Linked DNA regions of Homo sapiens: region 2 is linked to region 1. Evidence: chromatin contacts called from ENCODE Hi-C or POLR2A ChIA-PET data. All regions are on one chromosome and are shown on one strand. The core of a region is the stretch at or near the end of the contact, and the rest is flanking DNA. Distances in the headings are between cores, read along the strand shown. Region 1 holds the start of HSPA12B (heat shock protein family A (Hsp70) member 12B). Region 2 overlaps PANK2 (pantothenate kinase 2).

Region 1 (4,456 bases), core at 1,250-3,749:
TTGGGCAGGTTTGAGCAGTGTTCTTTCCCTTCATGATGCAGATTCTGAATTTTCTTGTTAGATATTTTGGTCTTACTGAGAATCGCATTCTAGTCATCATGAGTTCTTTAAGGAAGGAGGTAGGAACTAAATCAATCTGTGTTAAGGGCTGGGTGTGGTGGCTCATGCCTGTAATTCTAGCACTTTGGGAGGTCAAAGTGGGTGGATTGCTTGAGCTCAGGAGTTCGAGACCAGCCTGGGCAACAGCAAAACCCCATCTCTACGAAAAATACAAATATTAGCCCAGCGTGGTAGTGCATGCCTAGAGTCCCAGCCACTTTGGACGCTGAGGTGGGAGAATTGCTTGAGCCCGGAAGGTTGAGGCTGCAGTAAGTCATGATCACACCACTGCACTCCAGCCTGGGTGACAGAGTGAGACCCTGTCTCCAAAAAAAAAAAAAAAAAAATTGTGTTAAAGAAGGAGGATCCCACGGATTCCCCGAGAGGTGGAGGTAAGCCAAGAGGTGGCTGACTGCCAAGCGAGCACACACACCCAGGGACACTTAAGGAGAGTGCTGACCACAGAACACGGGACAAGCCCAGCTCCCGAAAGCTAGGTCTGGGCAGAGTCCACAGCTGAAAATGAGGGGAGGCTGAGCCCCGCTTCAGGGGCCTACTAATTTCAGACTGGTGGTGCCTATGGGTTTGAGAGTAATTGAGTGGGACAGTTTGATTTACACAGAAAGGAACTCCATTTCCTGGCTACAAGCACATGCCAAACTCTGGCCCCAGCCTGATCCCTAACCCTGCCCATGGACTGACCCCTAACTCTTGGCTTCATATTGACCTCTAGTCATCAGCTTCACCCTGACCCCTGGCCCTGACTTCTACCCAATAGGCAGGGCCGATTAGTCACTGGGGACCAGGATAGGGTGTGGCCCAGCAGGAACTCACAACCAGAGACTCCCATCCCAGAGTATCCCCTGGTCTTACAATAGCCTAGGACGAACCCTGCCCCCACTCCCGCTCCTTTTTTTGAGACAGGGTCTTGCTCTGTTGCCTAGGCTGGAGTGCAGTGGCACGATCACGGCTCACTGCAGCCTCGACCACCTGGCCTCAAGCGATCCTCCCACTTCATCCTCCCAAAGTGCTGGGATTACAGGCGTGAGCCACCTTGCAGGGGCCCAACCCTTTGCCTGACAGAATCCTCGGAGGATCTCTTCCTGTGTGGGGTGTTTCAGCTGGGCGCTCATGTCCCCAGGAGCACTATGGGAATGCAGTGTTCTGGGTTTCAGGGCTCCACACGATGCCTGTGTAGACAAAGAGCCCACCCAGGTCATTCCAGCTCCCCTCCTCACTAGGACCCTGCCTCTTCCGCCTGCTGCTCTCTGCTCAGCACCCAGCCAGCCCTGTAATGGAACAGGACTCCGTCAGCGGGCTAAGTGAGGCCACAGGCGTTTCTTCCAAGCCACAGACTGGGCCAACCAGGGCCCAAAGCACAGATCAGAAACGGCACCCAAAGGGCTGCCCCACTCTGTTCTGGAGAGGAGCCCTTAAGAAGATGGGACCATGTGTGGCTGAGTGAGGTGGCTGCCCCATCCTGCGCTGGGGCAGGGAGTGACAGAAATGGCCTCCCATGGCCCCTCCCTGTCCTCATCTTTGCTTTCCATACATCCTGCCGCACCCCCTTGGGTCCTCATCATGGGAGCAGCCAGTTCACAAACAACAGAGCCCCTCCCATGCTCTGCCCACAGCCCCCCATTACCCCTCTGGCCTGGGATTCCTGCGCTGCGTCTGCTCTCCGGAGGGTCCCTAGTTTCGTGATCACTCCCTTCCAGTCTCTCTCATCAACACACGCTAACCTCACAGATAGGCTCCACTGCCCTAGCGGGAACCTGGACCCCACCCCACCTGGACCTCAAGCTGGCCCGGAAGACCAGGTCCCAGCCTCAGACCCTGGCACCTGGGCCACTCAGTACTCTGTTGCGCTTCGGGACCACAGGGCCTGGGACCCCTGAGGCACCCCCCAACACACACACATACACTCAACTCCCAGGTTTCCACCTCAGACCTAGGCACCGGGTCCCTCAGTTTGGCTCCCTGGAGCAGGCCCCAGCCCACACCAGTCCTGCCAGCCCCTAAGACACAGGAGTTTCTCCAGCCTAAGCCTCTGAGCAGCTGTGCGAGGGACAGGGGAGGTGGTCCCCCGAAGCCCAGGTGGGAGACCAAGGTCGCTGCCCCAAGTGCCTTCCCGAGCCCGCAGCCACGCTGCAGAGAGGGGCTTGCAGATCTGTCCCCACCAGACAAAGTCTGGAGGTTTTTGGTGGGGTCTCAGCCGACAGCCCGGGACGGCAAACCTCCTCGCCTTTCTCCACTCGGGGCGCCCGGCAGCCCCCGCCCCAGAACTCACCTCCGCCCTCCCGACAGCTCCAGCCCCGTCCAGCCGCCGCGATCCCGGGCCCGCAGCTCGTTGGCCGTGCCCGCTGCGGCGGCCGCAGCCCTCGACGTGCGCCCGGCCCTGAGGCCTCCCGCCTCCTCGCGCCGCCCACCCCGCCCGCCGCCCCCTCCCCCAGGCCGGATGGCCGCGCCGCCTGCGCCGCCGGGTCGGCCCGCGCTCCCGGCCCAGATGTGCGAGGCCGGGGCGGGGCCTGCCTGCGCGGGCCTCCGCCGAGGGGCCCAGCCTGGTCCCGCGTCCAGGGCCCCTCCCTGAGCCCCTCCTGCGCCTCCCCCGCTCCCCTAGCAGCCCAGGGGGTGGGAGAAGGGAGAGGGGGCGGCGGAGGGAGGGGAAGAGGAGTTCCAGACCCTGGTCGGCCTCCTGCGGTCCAGCTGCTGAGGGGCTCCCCCGCCCCGCCCCCACAGGCCCACCTTGGGGCTCAGCCTCGGCCCCTTCAGCGAGGGCCCAACAGCGGAGGGGGAAGGGCCCGCCCTAGACCCCTCCACTTCCCTGCCCCAGACCCCTCCAGTCCCTTGACCCGGAACCCTCTCTCCTCCCACCCCTACTGCCCCTACAGCTTCCCTAGCCCGGTCCTCAGTGGCCAGAAAAGAGGCAGAATTGCGGATGAGGGCAGGCCCTCGGGTCCCCAGGCTAGGCCTAGCTCTGTCTTTGCTCAAGTTCAGACGACGGAGGCGCGGAGTCTCACAGACTGAGGCCCCATGCCCGGCAAGGGGACCACTCCGCACCAGGGGGCACCCAGCCTCTCCTCCGAGGCACACAGCCTTTTTCTTGTCCTAACCGGGGCCCTTCTGGGGATGCTGGGACTTGGCCTCCAGACAGGGGGTTTGTGGGGTGAAGGTCTCTTTCTGGGCTGGGAACCCGTGGCTCATGCCTGTAATCCAGCGCTTTGGGAGTCTGAGGTGGGAGGATGGCTTGAAGCTGGCTGGGCAACAAAGACCAGCCTGGGCAACAAAGGGAGACCCTGTCTCTAAAAAGTTTTAAAAATTAGCCAGGTGTAGTAGCTCACGTCTGTAGTCCTAGGTACTCAGGAGGCTGGGGTGGAGGATTGCTTGAGCCCAAGAGTTTGAGGCTGCAGTAAGTGTGATCACACCACCGCACTCCAGCTTGGGTGACAGAGAGAGAACCTGTCATAAATAAATGAATGAACGGATGAATGAATGAATTTCTGCTAGGTCCCTCGTGGAGCTTTCAAAGGCAGCTGACTCGTTCTGCCTGTTCCCCTTCCCCTCTGCCCCATGTGCCCCCACAGAAGTTCCAGATGCTTCTCAGTCCACCTCCCTTTGTGCCTGGGAAGGCTGCCCGTCAGAGAAGGGCCCCACAGCCCCATCAAATGAGGCACAGTTCTTGGGACATCCCTTTTGCTCTTCCACTCCAAACCTTTGCAAGGGCTATTTTCCCTCCCTGAAATGCTCTCCTTCCTCCTCTCTGCCCAGCCAAAATGCTCCCCAGCTACAGTGTCACCTCCCTAGGCTTGCTGCCTTTCTTCTCAGAGCCACTGCCCCAGAGGGCCTCCTTAATGAGGTCAGGCATGGTGAGTGCGCTGCACCAACAATTCTGGATACCAAGCCAACATGGTATCCAATCAGCAGTCTCCACAGGCCGCCTCCCAGTGTGCGTCTATGTGTGTCCGTCTGTGCATCTGTTGGTGTGTTTGTGTCTGTGCTTAAGTGTGTCTTTGTATGTGTAAGACTTTGCTTATATGTCTGTTCATGTGTGAGTGTGTTTCTTGGATTGTCTGACTGTGTCTGTGTGTGCGCTAGTGTGTGACTGTGTTTCTGTATTACGTGTGTGTGTTGCTGCATCTTGTGTCTTTGTGTCTGTGTGTAACAGGGGTCCTTGGTTGGGGCCTGCAGGCCTGCACCTCGTTTGAGGCTGAGCAGAGCCAGGAGGGATTGGAGTGTGTGTCTGCTGTGCATGTCCTGGGGTCTGCAGGGTCTGGCCCCTCACACTCATGCCTGCCCCTTTTTTCTTTTTCCCTTCCACCTGGTTTCCCTGTCCCCAACTCCAGCTCCAAAGATGGGC
Region 2 (4,456 bases), core at 1,957-4,456, 160 kb before region 1:
TGGAACCTCTTGTTTGGCCATCCAGAAGCTCTCCAAACCCTGTCCTCCTGGGTTTTTAATGGAGGCTTCATTAGTAGGTATAATTGATTAAATCACTGTCCACTGGTGATCAACTTAACCTTCAAGCCCCCACCCCTCCCCAGAGGCTGGAGAGGAGTGAAAGTCCCAACCCTCTAATCCTGTCTTGTTCTTTCCATGACTAAGTCCAGAGGCTTCCAGCCATCAGTTAACTCCTTAGCACACAAAAGGACATCACTGTGGAGTTTCTAAGGATTTCAGGAGTTGTATGCCAGGAAATGGGCAAAAGACCAATATATATATTTCACAACATCACACTTTCCAATGGGAAATACATAGTTCAGTAGGCTGGGCATGGTGGCTCACGCTTGTAATCCCAGCACTTCGGGAGGCCAAGGCAGGCGGATCACGAGGTCAGGAGATAGAGACCATCCTGGCTAACATGGTGAAACCCCGTCTCTACTAAAAATACAAAAAAAAAAAAAAAAAAAAAATTAGCCAGGCGTGGTGGCGGGCACCTGTAGTCCCAGCTACTCAGGAGGCTGAGCCAAGAGAAAGGGCATGAACCCAGGAGAAGGAGCTTGCAGTGAGCCAAGATCGCACCACTGCACTCCAGCCTGGGCGACAGAGCAAGACTCCGTCTCAAAAAAAAAAAAAGAAACACACAGTTTACTTTTAAAAGTGTGCTCAATTTTCCAATATTATGAACTACACTTTTACCAGACCACAGATGGTTAATGACATCGCAAATCCATGTCTAGGCTGTTCTAGGAAAGCAATATCTTGGCCTAACATTGAAAGAGGTACTTTAATAATTATTCTTATTCCCAAAATAGTTTTAAACTCAGGGACTAGATACTTATAAAAGACCACATACCGTAAAATCAGCAAATTCAACAACAAATTCTACATTCAGGAAATATAAACACACAAAATGTAACGAACTACTAAAAAACTGAGATGGGTTTCATTTTTAGAAAGCAAACTTTAAGCCGCAATTTAGAAAAGTTTTCACATCCCAGTCAGTCTTACCTGAACAGTGCCTGAAGATACCCCAAATTATGAACCTGAGAAAAGCTCACAAGGCTACAAACTTTAAGTCCAAAAAACATCACCGCTCTTTTAAATAATCAAAATAGCCATTCTTTTCATTGCCTGATGCTCTACAATAGCCTAGTCTATCTTCCTCCTCCTATTTTTTGAAATGTTTTGAGAAAAAAAAAAAGAAAAAAAAAAAAACGGAGACAGGGTCTCCCTCTGTCGCCCAGGCTCGAGTGCAGTGGCATGATCATAGCTCAGTGCAACCTCAATCTTCCGGGCTCAAGCAATCCTCCGGGCTCAAGCAATCCTCCTGTCTCAGCCTCCCAAGTAGCTGGGACTACGACCATGTGCCACGACATTCTGCTAATTTGTTTATTATTATTTATTTATTTATTTATTTATTTTATTTGAGATGGAGTCTCGCCCTGTCTCCCAGGCTGGAGTGCAGTGGCGCAATCTCGGCTCACTGCAACTTCCACCTCCTGGGTTCGAGTGATTCTCCTGCCTCAGCGTCCTGAGTAGCTGGGATTACAGGTGTGAGCCACCATGCATGCCCTTTTTATTTTTGGAGAGACGAGGTCTGGCTATGTTGCCCAAGCTGGTCTTGAACTCGTGGTCTCAAGTGATCTTCCCACCTCAGCCTCCTACAGTGCTAGGATTACAGAAATGAGCCAGCATACACAGTCAGCAAAATATTTTTAACAACATACATCTCTTCCTGCTATGGTCTCCCCAGATAGAAGGCAGGGACACCAACACTAAACAACCATATTATCCAACTGCATGATTCTTACACATGGCCCCTAAAGTAATATACTGTACCATTTTACACAGCTGCATAAGGGGACGATTTTTAGTCCCTGCTTATTGCTTAGTATTTATTATATATCTAAGAAGACAGGCTGTATTTACTTTGGTTCCACTTAAAGTTGATAAACTGGCCAGGCACGGTGGCACACACCTGTAGTCCCAGCTACTCAGGAGGCTGAGGCAGGAGAATCACTTGAACCTGGGAGACAGAGGTTGCAGTGAGCCAAAATCCTGCCACTGCACTCCAGCCTGGGCGACAGAGTAAGACTTCGTCTCAATAAATAAATAAATAAATAAAAAGTTGATAAATCAATAGGTTAAAAAACACCTTCAGGCCAGGTGCGGTGGCTCACACCTGTAATCCCAGCACTTTGGGAGGCTGAGGTGGGCAGATCACCGGAGGTCCAGAGCTCAAGACCAGCCTGACCAACATGGAGAAACCTTGTCTCTACTAAAAATACAAAATTAGCCAGGCGTGGTAGCGCATGCCTGTAATCCCAGCTATTCGGGAGGCTAAGGCAGGAGAATCACTTGAACCTGGGAGGTGGAGGTTGTGGTGAGCCGAGATCACGCCATTGCACTCCAGCCTGGGCAACAAGAGTGAAACTGTCTCAAAAACAAACAAACAAACAACATCTTTTCGGTCAGGCACGGTGGCTCACACCTGTAATCCCAGCACTTTGGGAGGCTGAGGCAAATGGATCACCTGAGGTCAGGAGCTCAAGACCAGCCTGACCAACATGGTGAAATCCCATCTCTACTAAACACAAAAAATTAGTTGGCCATGGTGGTACATGCCTGTAATCCCAGCTACTTGCGAGTCTGAGGCAGGAGAATTGCTTGAACCCAGGAAGCAGAGGTTGCAGTGAGCCAAGATTGCACCACTGCACTCTGGCCTGGGCAACAAGAGTGAAACTCCTCTAAAAAAAAAAAAAAAAAAACAAAAAACAAACAAAAAAAAAACTCCCATCTTGCCTCTCCCAATGGGCCACAAAGCTATAGCAATCTAACATTTTTCCTCAGCTCCCAGGGGTCAATCCGTCCTAATTCCCTGAAGCTGAAATGCTGAGCCTAATAAAGGCAGCCTAACAGGGCCCCGGCTCCAGTTCCATACTGCCAACAGCAACGCTCCTCGGAAAGCCAAGAAAAAATGATCCATTTTCTAGGCTAGTGTTGTCAAGCTACAAACAAAAACTGTATTATGAAGGTTAGATTTGTAGGAGTCCAAAATCAACAAGCCCCAAAGGTCTCCCTGGCATGCTACAACATGCCTTGCGAGTCATCTTCAAAGGATAAGTTTGTTGTCCACACTACTGTGGAGCACTCTGATCACAGGGCTTCCACACCTTCTGCACACCTGCTGCACATATGCTCAACACCTGGAGCCCTTGATAAAAATGTATGTTCTCTTGTTACATGAGTGTCTACATTTGCCAAAATTGTACATTTTACTCTATTTAATTATGCCTCAATAAAATTTAAAATATAATTTTAGACCCCTTTGCAGACCTATATCATGCAATGGTAGGTTGAGGGAAAGTTTTAAAAACTTGAGAACCACAGCTCTGGATTACATCACACATACCTTCCCCCACCCCAAAATGTGGACCAAGAACACTGGATCTGAAGTCAAGACACCAGGAATCAAAACCCAACTCCATCACTAACTCACTATATGGCCTTGGACAAAAGGACAATTTCACTGAGCCTGTTTTCTCATCTGGAAATTGGGGATAAAAAACACCTACCTCACAGGATAGCTATGAGACTTAACCAAGATGCTTATAAAATACTCGGCATAGTGTCCAAGACAAATAAGCACTCAGAAAATGGTAGCTACATTACCATCATTAGCGTCTTGGTTTCCATCATTTTAAAATCAATCTTTATTTGGTATTTCTTTCAGCCCTGCGAGACATACCCCCCTCCCCACCTGATGCAAAACTTTTGAAGAACTTAAATATACACATGCCTAGCCTCATCGCTAGGGATTCTGATGCAGTAAGTCTGGGACAAGGGCCGGTTTGGGAACTACACTGCTCTAGGAAACGCGTGACAGAACACGACTACAACCAGGACCACAAGAATGCCTAAGATAACCTGAATAGCTCCTTCGACTTTCAAATGACAACTAGTATCTATCTGCACCTTTAGACAAGTAGTGCGGTATCAGAGTAAGGCTTTTTTTTTTTTTTTTTTGAGACAGAGTCGCTCTGTCGCCCAGGCTGGAGTGCAGTGGCGCGATCTTCGATCACTGCAACCTCTGCCTCCCGGGTTCAAGCAATTATCTGCCTCAGCCTCCCGAGTAGCTGCGACTACGGGCACGCGTCACCACACCCGGCTAATTTTTTTGTATTTTTAGTAGAGATAGGGTTTCACCAGAAAGGTGGCACCATTCCATACCCAAACCTCCCAACAATAAATAAAAAAGATTTAGTCTTAGTTGAATTCTCTCAGAGATAAGACTGAAGTATACTCTAGGAGGGTTCGGCAGTCAACAAGCTGCTTCTCCTTTTTTTTTGTTTTTTTTTTGAGGAGTCTCACTGTATCATACAGGCTGCAGTGCACTGGCACAATTTCGGCTCAC

The links. A loop is a pair of places that touch in the nucleus more often than their neighbours do. ChIA-PET counts read pairs that join two places held with the same protein, here RNA polymerase II (POLR2A). Pooled maps may share reads with other maps.
Region 2: a pooled map shows a loop between it and region 1 (3-fold over the local background). The contact joins the enhancer-like site here to the promoter of HSPA12B in region 1. A Hi-C loop is called at or near these places in 4 of 50 pooled maps. POLR2A ChIA-PET finds 5 or more read pairs at or near these places in 9 of 52 experiments (BJ, Caco-2, H1 and 5 more).

What each region holds. Positions count from the first base shown.
Region 1 is chr20:3,730,728-3,735,183 of GRCh38, reverse strand. HSPA12B (heat shock protein family A (Hsp70) member 12B) reads right to left here and starts at 2,499. Exons shown (of 13, transcript NM_052970.5): 1 at 2,390-2,499. RefSeq lists an enhancer at 1,858-2,437.
Region 2 is chr20:3,892,286-3,896,741 of GRCh38, reverse strand. The region is part of intron 1 of PANK2 (pantothenate kinase 2); the gene reads right to left. Among named protein-coding and RNA genes, the nearest start is that of PANK2, 5.1 kb to the right of the region's middle. RefSeq lists a silencer at 146-440. Within about 2 kb of position 3,206, at least 3 of the 41 ENCODE cell types and tissues checked have a DNase peak (open chromatin) inside an H3K27ac peak, as active enhancers do.